Regions from separate parts of the Mus musculus genome. Here region 1 is linked to region 2. Evidence: chromatin contacts called from ENCODE Hi-C data. All regions are on one chromosome and are shown on one strand. Each heading gives the region's core, a stretch centred on a gene start or an enhancer-like site at or near the end of the contact. The rest is flanking DNA. Distances are from core to core; before and after follow the strand shown.

Region 1 (6,000 bases), core at 13-2,512, 610 kb before region 2:
AGGTCTCTTTCCTCCAGTGTATGTTTTTGATACCTTTGTCCAAAGATAGAGAACTGTAGCTTTGTGGGGTGACTTCTGGGACCTCTGTTTGAGCCCCTTGATTGCCAGGGCCACTTTTTGAGCTAGTAACATGCTGTTTTTGTTACCATGATGCTGTAATATGGTTTGATATGGAATATTCCTGATAACTCTAGCATTTTCCACTTTCTGATAAGGATTTGCTTGAGATGTCAGGGTCTTTTGTCCTTGTAGGAAGCTAAACTGCTGGCCTACCAAAAGAATAAGTATAAAATTCTGAAAAAGAAAGCCCCCCCTTTCTCTGTGTTGTTTTGCTTGCTTGGTTACTTGCCTCCCTACCCAAAACAAAAAACAAACAAAACAAAACAAAAAAAAAAACCAAAAAACAAAAAAGGCAAAACAAGACAAAACCTTTCTCAGTTTGGAAGCCTGGTCCCCTTTTCTTTATGTTGAATACTCCCTATTTCCTGGGTCCATCTAGCTTAGAATTTCTTCAGGCTAAAATAACTTGGAGCTCAATTTAAACAATTATTTTTGTAGTCCCCGCCCCCCCCCCCCCCCCAGCCCCCAGCTACTTGTTGAGTAATCCAGGGTGTGTGTTCATGCCCAGGGCCAGGCAGCTGATTAAAAAACCTCTGCAGCATCCCAGGCTCTCCCGAGAAGGGGCCGGCTCACTGCCAAGCTCTCTACACAAGTTAGTCTAACCTGAATTTTGCAGTAGGGGGATGAAGAGGTTGGAATCCGAGATGCAGGGCAAACTGCAGTTTTCCCCTCACGTGTGCTCTTCAGATCCAGATATTAGAATTTAAGAAAGGCAGTGACAAGATCACTGTGGCTCTAATCCTGTCCCTTTAAGAAGCCTGTCATTTAACTCTTGAATACCCCATCAGCAATAGATAAAGGGCGGGTGAAGAAACTGTTGAGGCTCTTTCAAAAGGCGCCTTTTTGTTCCAAGGCATCTTCTTGTTTCCTTCTGTGGAGGCTCTACTACACAGCGGTTTGAACGAGAACTGGCCTCCAGGTGGCGCTTCAGCACAGAGAATGGCGGCAGAGGGCGCTACCCAGGCCACCATTGCTCAGGGATACCCTTACGTAAGGGGATTCACAGGAAATCCGGCTTCTCCGGTTGCACAATGGCGAGAGGCCTGGCCTTTGTCATGGCTCAGGCTGTAACTCAAAATCTGTACGGGGCGGTGCATGGCTCAAAAGTTCTAGAACGCTGCCAGGATGAAGCCCAGGGCAGCTTGGCCTGTTGGGAGGGAGAGGCCAGAGCTCCAGGCTTTGTCCTCGGAGGCCGGAGTCTTGTTCTGGGCTCCTAGCCCAGGATGAGCTCGCAGCTTGGCCCTCAGAGGTCTTCATTTTGATCCAAGGCTGCAGTCTTGCCCGTGTCCTCTCTCTTCCTTGAATCGTTTCCCTTCCCCCTCCTCTTCTCACCCTCTCTCCACACCCCATTCTCACCTTATGCTTTTTTACAAATTGATTGTCCTGTGTGATCTCATTTGCAGCTCCCACTTCCAGGGTAAAGGAGCAGGTTTGGGGCCATCCCTCAGTCCACGGAGAAGGTCCCTCCCATGCTTGTCACCACTAGCAAATACTGAGCGGCTTGGGCAAACATTGAATTCAACTTGGTGGTTCGAGAGCTTGGCACTGAGGAGTGCTCAGAACCATTTCCAGCATGAAGAAATATTTACAGACGGAAGCTGGGTGGAAGAGCAGTGTGTCCCAGGACTGCATTCTAGAGGTCAGGACCCCAGATACTAGAGCCACCGCGAAGCACTAGTTACAGCAGTTAATGTCTAAAGGGAGAAGAACAGCGGCACGCAGAAACCCGGGGACCCAGTCTCGGTGCTTGGCAGACACTATGAAACTTCTCCAGGTTCGGCCCTGGAGTACCTGTCTATAAGGGGACAAGTGACAATATGGTCGAAACAGAATGAATGGTGTGTATGAGAGCTCGTTTAAAGCATGGGGTGGATAGGCATTCTGACTTATCAAAAGCCGCCTTTCCTCACTGAGAATGCCCTGGGGCAGGGAGTGTCCTTGTAGCTTTTACCTATTCTGCCCCCATTGGATATCCGGCCAGCCCTTTCCTTGGTTTTTGTTTGAATGTGCGTGCTTCAGGCATTTGGGACTTGAGGCAGACTGACTAACTCGGTTCCAGTCCCAACTCTACCTTTTACTTGCTGGCTGGTGCTGCATGGGTCATTTAGCCCCTTTATGCCTGCTTCATATCTGTTTGAGTGGTAATATGATAACAACAGTATTAACTACAATTTTAGGAGCTGATACACAGACAAATGTGTGTGTGCGCGCAGGCGACCACTGAGGCCCCTCCCCATGTCTCAGCTGTCTCTCTCTAGTTATCCTGTACTGGAGAACTGGTTTGGTTCACACTGGGGTGGGTGTGGGGGGGTCTCATCAAAATTGTGTAAGATTCCCTCAGATCAGCTGCCAGACTCTTGGCTCTCTCCCATTCAGTTACAACGTTCTCATGGTCTAAGTGAGAGAGGAAACCACTAGAAACAGATGGGTTTTGTGTTGTTTTTCTGACAGAGGCACTGGCATCTTCATCTTCAGCCTCTCCAGGGGTCCAGCGGAGTTACTATAGTGTATGGCAGTTGTTCCGTACAAACTCGAGGCAGACAGGAAGGAAGGGACCTTGCGGATGATCACACTAATTAGTACAGAGTAGGTTATCTGGACAAGAGCCTGTGGAATGCAGAGCTATCCCTTAAGTCTTCTGACTAAGCATGGAAATCACCAAGGAAATGTGATCAGCCTGCAACAGAAAGGGGTGGGTAGGAGAGAAGAAACCATAGCTTCGTGCTATCAGCCAGAAGCATCGTTTTCCATCGCTCAGGGTTCCATCGCTCAGGCCAGGTTGAAAACCTTGCCTCTGTTCAGGGTCTCCAGTTGCTGCCTGCCCAGGAGTCATGTTCTGTGGAGGAGTTCATCATTTGTTTCATAGCCTCTTAGGTACCTTTCCTTATGGCTCAAGACCAGCCGGCTCACTGGGTCTATGTGCAGGACTGAGGAGGAGAAAACAGAGCTGGAGAGAACGGGCTTCAGAATGCTCTCCCCACCCCACCCCACCCCCGTCCTGGTTTATATAGCTCAGGTGGGTGGGGAACTTGCTATGTAGCTCAAGATGACCTTGACCTGATCTTCCCGCCTTCACTTCCCAGTACTGAGATTCTAGCTCTGCAGGCTCCACACTTGTTTTATGTGGTGCTGAGGATCGAACCCAGGACATTGTGCATGTTAGTTAGGCCAGCACTCTTACCAACTGAGCCACTTTCAGCCCTTTAGGGTAGGTGCTTTTGTTTTGTTTTGGTTTGGTTTGGTTTTTGTTTTTGTTTGGTTTTTGTGTTGTTGTTGTTTTGTTTTGAGACAGAATTTCTCTGTGTAACAAAGCCCTGGCTGTCCTGGAACTTGCTCTGTAGACCAGGCTGGTCTCAAACTGAAACCCACCTTCCTCTACCTCCCATGTGCTGGGATTAAAGGCATGCGCCACCACAAGTAAGTTTTAATAGAAACTTTTCTGACTGTAGCTGTCTTATTCCAATTCTCATGCCAAATAAGACTTCCAAGAGAAGCAGGGTGGTGGCCGTGGTTGTTGGTTGGGCATTCCTTCCTTCAATCCCAGCACTCGCTCAGGAGGCAGAGGCCTGTGCATCTCTATGATTTCCAGGCCAGCCTGGTCTACAGAGCGAGTTCCAGGCCAGCCAGGGCTACACAGAGAAACCCTGTCTTAATAAAAAAAAAGAAGGAGAAGAAGAAGAAGAAGAAGAAGAAGAAGAAGAAGAAGAAGAAGAAGAAGAAGAAGAAGAAGAAGAAGAAGAGGAGGAGGAGGAGGAGGAGGAGGAGGAGGAGGAGGAGGAGGAGGAGGAGGAGGAGGAGGAGGAGGAGGAAGAGGAGGAGGAGGAGGAGGAGGAGGAGGAGGAGGAAGAAAAGGAAAAAATAAATCTATAATAGCCCACCCACAGCCGGGATTGTGCAGCCGGAAAGGATCAGAGTAGACAGAATGTAACTGGATGCTACTCTAGTTTAGGGTTCCACAAGGGAGAGGAAATTCAAACTCTTGGTGCTTGCCTAGTAAACACATTAGCTATTAACCAGCTGGGTCACTGATGGTAAGCAGGAAAGGATGTCTCAGGCACCTGCGCACTCTGACTGATGGACATAACCTTGTGTTGAGAAGAATTCTGAGTGTGCCTGTCACTTGACCACTTGACACCCAGGGGCAAGTGCTCTGACAGCCATGCTTACCACAGGTGCAGAATGGGGAACTGCCCTGGGAATGGTGGATATGCACCTGTTCCAGTTGCTAATGAGAAGAGGAAGCTGTTTCTAAAGATGGTTGACTGGTCAAGGATGCTCATTTAATTAGCCCACAATGGGCAATGCTCAGGGAGGCAGGCTCCAAAAGTCATTGGAGAGGTAGGGGGATGTTGATACTCCAGGTCCCTGTAGACCTGTCCCTATTAAAAACACTCAGATGGAGATGACAAGGAGGTGCTGGCTCTGGAGTTTAAGACCTGGGCAGACCCTGGAAAAGAGAGAGAGAAGCTATAGTTAAGTGATGGAGGGACAGGGAGAGTTTCCTTCCCTGAGCTCCGCATTGCTAAGCACCCCTGACATTTCCTACAAATGTTTTGCCATGAAAATCAGGCCCTGATGGGGTTCCATCAACCTAGGGAACCCTATGAAGAGAATCCAAAAGAGCTTACTGAGCCCAAAGTGGATCTTTTATTATTTATTTGAAGCTATTAACGGTGCAAAAAAAAATCACAATTACATTTTCATACTATGTAATATCCTTTATTCATCTCTTGGAAGTGATGATTGGCCTGAAGAAGGTGTGGGAGAGGGATGTACTGAGGTTCTGGTTCTCGAAAGACTTAAAGGACAGGGGAGGAGCTTGGTTTTGACTGGGAGGTAGACGGCTTGGCTCGTGGGCGGAGGAGATGGGGTGAAGGCCGGCTTAGGAAAATCACTGTGGTTACTGAGACGGACTGGCTGGAGGTCAGAAGAGGACTAAGGAACTGCTGTGTGGTCTGCATAAGAGGTATTAACAAGGCTGGGCCTGTAGCTCAGTGGATAGAATGCTTCTTAGCATGTGTGAAGCCCGAGGTCCATCCCGTAATGATGCTTAAACCGATCGATGCATGGTGGCACAGGCTTGTAATTCCAGCACTAGAAAGGTAGAGGCAAGAAAGAGGATCAGAAGTTCAGGGGCATCCTTGGCTACATAGGGAGCTCAAGGCCAGCCTAAGGTACTTGAAACACTTAACGAATGTTAAAATAAATAAACATAAAAGATGCTAACCAGCATCATGGAGGAGGACAGTTACTACGGAAATAGAAAAGCTGCCGAGAGTCAGGAGAGACTTGCCATTGTCTTCAAGAGCTCCAGGGAAAGGTGCCAGCTTTTCTCACAGCCTTTTGAACAAAAGCAGCACAGGGGGAGGCAAATAGCTGAGCTGAGGTATTTGATGAGATACAAGAACAGCTTCTTCCCATGCTGGGCCAGGCCACAAGCGGGCCCTTCACGGGCAAGTGGCTATCATGCCTGGACCGCAAGGCAGGCCACTCAACGCTGCTCTCTGCTAGATGAGAACAGCATTCATTTTTCTTGGGAATCTGAATATCAGTGGAGGCCTTCAAACCTGACTGAACAGGACTCAGTGGTTGAATAGCAGCTTAGCATCTATGAGGTGTGGGGTTCAGTCCCCAGCATCAAGTACATATGCACCGTCCCTCACGCACATAGAACACCTGAGCGTCACAAACTCTGATGAGCTCAACAGATGCTGATGCCAGCCTCTGCTTCCAGAGAGCTGGAGTTGAGCAGGGGACCCACAGTCTGTGGTGTTTTGAGGCAATTAGAAGTCAGGGTCAAATCCTTTTCACTCATGACTCTATTAGCACGAGAACAAACTGAGGGTCAGAGAGGAACAGGGTCTTACTTAAGTCACTCAG
Region 2 (6,253 bases), core at 2,168-4,667:
AAGTAGGATCCTGAGTGCACCAGGTTCTGCTGAGAGACTGTACTGTGTCGTTGAGTACAGTACTTCCTGCCTGAGGAGGGAGACAGGCTCTGTTAGTTATGACTCAAACAGTACCAGAGGCTGCAAGTCTCAGACGTGCTCAGAGGTGGCAAATGGACCACTGGCAGCATGGGGTGATATTAGAGGGCAGATGGACAAATCTCATCTTAATATTCTGTTATTTTGATATGAGAAAAACATTAAATCACCTACAGAGTTCATACTTTCAGGTATTATTGGCTAGGGGGAACTACTTATTTTGAAAGAAAGCTATTAAGCACATGGCAGCGAGCAAGTCAGGCTTATGAAGGGATTGCTCCATGATTAGGAAATGCATAACAAAGTCTTATGTTAAATAACAATAAAACGTCTTTTCTTCTTTTTCCCCTCTCAAATAAACTGGTACAACAGCTGTTAGATGGGGTCAAGGTGGATCTTTGAGGCATAAAGGGGCCCAGTCCTGTCAGAGCAGAAGGTTAAGTCCTAAAACTTACTTAATGTGTGTGTGTCTGTGCATGCGCACGCATGCCATAGTGCGTATGTGTTAGTCAGAGGACAGCTTACAGGAGGTAATTCTTTCCTTTCACATGTGTATCCTGAGGGCTGAACTCAAGCTCACAGCAGTCAGCAGTCTACTCACTGGCCCTCGAGTTTTTAAGTATTAAAACTGAAAGAAACCACAGTTCCCTGGAGAATAACTGATTCCCAGCTAGTGTAAGGTCTTCTGCTAGAAAGTGAGCAAATTGGAAACATGACAAACAGACACAGTTCTTTCAACAAGACAGGACAAACTCAAGTTTGTTCATGGATATTAAAGATTTCCCATAATCTTCAAATGTCAAGGCCATAAAATATAAGAAAAGACTAAGGGACCAATACAGACCAAAGGAGACTAGGATACCTAACTAAATGCCACCCATGAAACTGGCCTAGGTATTTTTGGCTTTGGGTATAATATAAATTATATTGTTGGGATAAGTGACAAAAATTGAGTGAACAGTAAGGATTCAGTACTACTGTGTCACTGTTCATTTCTTACTTGAAGGAAATATAAAAGCATTGCAGAGTAAGGAACTGTCCTGTTAACTATTCTCAAATGTCTGGAGAAGTTCTCTATACCATATTTCCAACTTGAGTTTGAAATTGTTTCAAATGTCTTTCTCCATCCAGGGTTGTTGGTTTGTTATTGTGTTGGGGTTGTTGTTGTTGTTGTTGTCCAAAATATAGAAGAAAAAAGTAGACCCAACTCTTAGCCACTTATGGCAGCCTCAAGGCCAGTAGCTAGAAGTAAGCTTCTGTCTGAATGTGAGGCAGACACATCCGCTAAACTGTCCACTGGGAAGAATAAAGTGTGCTTGTAAGTAAGTCTGGGCTCAAAACCTAGCTTCAACATTTTTTGTTGTTGTTGTTGCTGTTGTTGTTAAGATTTATTTATTGTATGTGAGTACACTGTAGCTGTAGTCAGTCGCACTAGAAGAGGGTGTCAGATCTCATTACGGATGGTTGTGAGCCACCATGTGGATGCTTGGGATTTGAACTCAGGACCTTCAGAAGAGCAGTCAGTGCTCTTAACCGCTGAGCCATCTCTCCAGTCCTATCTTCAACATTTATAGAGTATGTTTCTTACTTGTTTCCTTATGACTTTATTTCTTTTATGTTCTTAAATGGTATGGAATCAGGAAGTACACCCTGCAGGCCTACTGTGTGTAAGGCACGATTCAAAATTAGTGAATACTGCTGGGAAGAGAGCAGGCTTGATATTTGCGTATGGTCTCATATGCTGATTCAGAGATTCTAGGAGTAGCAGTTTCTATAATGATTTACACACAAGTATAATGATTAAACAATGAAATAATGGCAAGTAATAAGTACTTGCTGCTGTTGATATAATCAGCAACATCTGCTGGAAGATGGTTTTATTATCTTCAGGCTAATACAAAGTCCAAGTGCTATTGCCAGTAATCAGAGTTCTGATGAGAAGCCAGCAAGCTCCTTTAAGAGGTTAACTCTAATTGCATCAGATTTCTAAACTATGCAATATTTCTGAATCTTACTGCTAGACCCTGGGATAAGGGGAAGAGCCCACTCCCAACAAAATTAAGCACTAAAAATATGAATAATGGAATAAAGATACTAGCCACACTAGCCTGGTGACCCGAGTTCAATCTCTTAAACCTACACAAAGGTGGAAAGGGAGAATTCCACAATATTGTCCTCTGGCTTCCACAGACATGCAGTGGCACATGTGTCCCCCTCCCCACATCATACAGTAATAGTAATAATTAATAATAACAAATATACATAAAAGATTATTTTCAAAGAATAGTTAACTATGAACATGATCTATGCACACAAAGGGCAGCTCTGATAAAGATGAGTTCCTTCTATAGTACTGGGTTTTTATTAATGTCTGAAGAATTAGCAATCACATTTCCCTCTATAGCTTCTTGAACAAACATATACCTCCAAATCCTCACAGAATATTTCTATTTTTAGTATACAGAAACAGGGAAGGAAGGAAGGAAGGAAGGAGGGAGGAAATTAAAGCTTGAAATAGAATAGAACAGCAAACAACATTAAAAAGCAAAAATCTGACCTGTCCTCCAATGGTTACCGCAATGATATTATTGGCAGAAGCTTCCAGCTCTCCATTGAACTGATCACCCAGTATTCGAAGGCGGCCAACAATGATAGCCACATCAAAAGAGTAATCCTCTCCTAAGACAGGGAAAACATGTTCACCATGTTGAAGGAACGGAAAGTCTCCTGAATCCCAGCAAAACAGAAATGTTCTATAGTTGGTCCCCCCCCACCCCCCACCCCACCCCCCACCCCCGAGAGAGAGGGTTTCTCTAGGTACCCCTTGCTGTCTACTCACTCTGTAGACCAGGCTAGCCTCTGCTACTTTTGCAATTCTTTTAAACAGTTTTGTCATTGTCTATTCTCAGTAGTAGCAGTCATATAATCTTCTCTATTGAGAAGATCCTTTATTTCAAATGTTGCTAAAAGTTTAGGACTCGCTTTTTAAAGCTTGAGAGGAACTAGAGGAAGCAGACTCTGGTTCTATTACCCACCTGTAATCACCACCTCAGATTAGGAGCCTTACCTGAGCATGGTTCATCTGCACCCGATAGGTTCCGGTTAGCAGCGTGGGATAGTGGGGTCCTGAAGTCTTTGAGTAGAGAATTCACGATGCATTCTGTTTGCTCCTCAAAAGTCCGAGGGTTTTTCATTTTAGACATTCTCCACAAAGCTTAGCAGGAAGTTAGAGAACCTGGCAAACCAGTTGTGGCTGCCTACCTCTTATTGCTTCCTAATTGGATATGTCCTAAAATAGTTCCCATTAACTTTCCAAATGAAACTGCTCAAAGGGGATGACAAAGACTTTGCAGTTCCTTATCTCAGAACCACACCCTTGCCAGTATGTAAGAGTAATGGATAGCTCTTACAGATAAACTATCTATAGCTGAAATAAACTGAAGAGGTAAGTTGAGCAATTGTAATGAATTGAAGAAGGTTCTCTTGAGTAATTTAAGAAATACTTCCTGCTAGGTTCTGTAACTGATGTAATTTCAAGGGAGGTGAGATACCAGAGGTCAACTTCTGACTTGGGCATCCCTTTGGCACAATTAGACAAATTATTTACTGAACATTTGTATGTAGAAGACTATACTTGGCACTATAGACAACACAGAAAATGACACAGGCATGGCTCCTTGTGAAGTGTACATTTCAGCAGAAATGGCAGCTACTGACAAATCACAGAGCTTCTTGTGCCCTTGAGATACGGTGGATGAGGAGAGGACAAAAGCCAATAGGCTGGGGAAGCTGCCTTACAGTAGTGACATCTGAGGCTAGGGATTTATTAGGCAAAACTAACATAAAATAAAATAAGTAAAGGACTAAGACTCGTGGAAGGCTGGCAAAGATAAAGGCCAGGACAGTGGAGGAAAAACCCTGGTTGGGCATTTGAGTAATTAAAGTAACAAGATATTTCAAAGGGAAATTATACAAATTAAGATAACACTATCTGAAATGATCTGACAATGTCTGGTATGTGGCAAATGGTAAATATCCTTTGTTTAGCTCAAAGCTTAGTAATCAGGAAACCGTGATTCATTCTTTAACAAGAAGTTTGTCCTGAAGTATTAAACTTCATTATTGTTTTTAGGAGAACTCAGGCTTGAACACTCGCCTGCAGTGGCTGCCTGATCTACAGAGTGAGTTCCAGAACAGCCAGGGCTGCACAGAGAAACCCTGTCTCAAAAACACAGAAAATAAGATTTGAAAATATTTCTCTTTTGCCCAGATTCCCATTCCTTCAAGCACAGCGGTGCCCTATTCTCAAATCTGGGCTTGGCTTCATTAATAAGGCAGCCTCTAGCTGGAGAGACTTTGTGGTCTGGGTCTCAGATACATCATTCTAACCTACCAGCAAACCTAACACCCACATTTCTCTTTTCCAGTAAAATAAACAGCTTCAATTGTAACAGTAAGAAATTCAAGCATCAACAGTAGGTCAGTTATTCAGAATGGGATTTCTATCCTGCAACATAGTCAGAAGCAATATTCTATTTTCTGCCCATTCTAAATGAATGAATGAATGAACAAAAGAACAAATATAGACAGACAGATAGACGGATGCCACACCCACTCGAGTGAAGTCTGCGTGACAGGCCTGAAGGCTTGGACGCCTGAAGGCTTGGACGCCGTCCTGAGGCAAAGAGTTTCACGGAAACTCAGGCTCCTGGAACCTTGGCAGGAATGCTCCAAACCTGTCCCTGCATTAGTCAGTGAATGGGTCTGTGTATGTTCTTTCAGTATTTTATTATAGGTGCCTCCAAGAAATGATTTTACTAAAACCTAAATCAGGTTGAACTCTACTGTCTGGCCTTCACCAATGTCCTAGGCAGTCCTTTAGCTGACCCTGGGCTTGGAATTTTTTAAGAATGATATTCATCCAGAGGAAATGCCCCAGTGCTGACAGTCAGTAATCAGGCATCTCAGTTTGCCAGATCAGAGCTAGTATTCTCAGGGCTAGTTCAAAATAGTAAACTTAGAATTCTCATTGCAGACATGAATGGCAGCCTACATTACATAATAGTAGAAGGGTTGTGGTTTTAGGAGGAACTGAAGTATTGTATTATTCATGAAAGGGTTAGTAGGACGGAATTCCCCTGCTGCATATTTTTCACTAGGCCCAGAGGAATATGTTATTCCTCTGGTATTAGGTATTTACTAAGGGACCCCTGGTGGTGGGTTTAACAATAGACTAGCATTGCATCAGACCATTCATCTGATCTTAGATAGGGCTGTTCCTATCTCAGATACATTGCCTGGCTCCCACCATCTTTTTATGTATGCATTTTCTTTGTTTTGTGTAAAGAACCATTATACATCTCGATGTACCTTGGCTGTTGTATCACTTAGCTTTCTTGTTTTTCTTCTGTATTCTAAGTCTGGTGCTCGATTTGAGAAATTCCATTCAGATACAACACTCCCTTTTGTTCGAGTCTGTTTGTCACCTCTTCGTCGACTCCTGCCCACCTGTACGGGGACTCTGATTCTCCCTCGGAGTGAGGAGCCAACTGAGGTCAGTCCACGGCAGATAGGTAGATAGATTAAAAACAAACAAACAAACAAACAAAACAACACCCTTTAGAATGGCCAAGATCCAGAATGGAGCACCACCTAATGCTGCAGAGGGTGTAAAGTGACAGGACTCTCATTACTCTTTGTGGGAGTGTGAAATAGTACAGACACTTTGAGAGAGTTTGTCAGTTTCTTTATGAAAAAACAACAACAACAACAACAAAAAACAACAACAAAAGAAAGCTATAGTATTTGTATTACCATACAATACAGAAGTTGCATTCCCTGGCTTTAATCTAAAATGAAAAATTATGTACAAACAAAAACTTGTTTGTGGATGTTTATGAAAGCTTTGCTTATTTTTGAGGTAGGTTCTCATGTAGCCTGGGCTGGCCTCTAAGATACTATGTAACCAACAATTACCTTACTCTTTTATCCTACCTTCTCTACTTCCCCAAATGCCAGAATTGTGTCTACCACCATCTCTGGTTTATTGGTGGGAAGCCACCCAGAATTTCACACAGACTATGCAACTGAGTTACACTCCCATCCATGTTGATGGAAGTTTCAGTGGAAGGATGGATAAATCAGCCTCAATACATCCAGACAATGATTCAGCCTT

Evidence for each region. Hi-C counts contacts between places; a loop is a spot of excess contacts on that map.
Region 1: a map of v-Abl transformed pro-B cells shows a loop between it and region 2 (3-fold over the local background). The contact joins the enhancer-like site here to the promoter of Bcl2l15 in region 2. A Hi-C loop is called at or near these places in 3 of 37 maps with a recorded cell type or tissue (T-helper 17 cell and v-Abl transformed pro-B cells).

Annotation. Positions count from the first base shown.
Region 1 is chr3:104,437,258-104,443,257 of GRCm38, reverse strand. No RefSeq gene overlaps it. Among named protein-coding and RNA genes, the nearest start is that of Gm38412, 31 kb to the right of the region's middle. Within about 2 kb of position 1,262, at least 1 of the 3 ENCODE cell types and tissues checked has a DNase peak (open chromatin) inside an H3K27ac peak, as active enhancers do.
Region 2 is chr3:103,829,860-103,836,112 of GRCm38, reverse strand. It overlaps Bcl2l15 (BCLl2-like 15), which reads right to left and starts at 3,417. Exons shown (of 4, transcript NM_001142959.1): 1 at 3,146-3,417; 2 at 2,636-2,757; 3 at 1-70. The coding sequence starts at 3,281.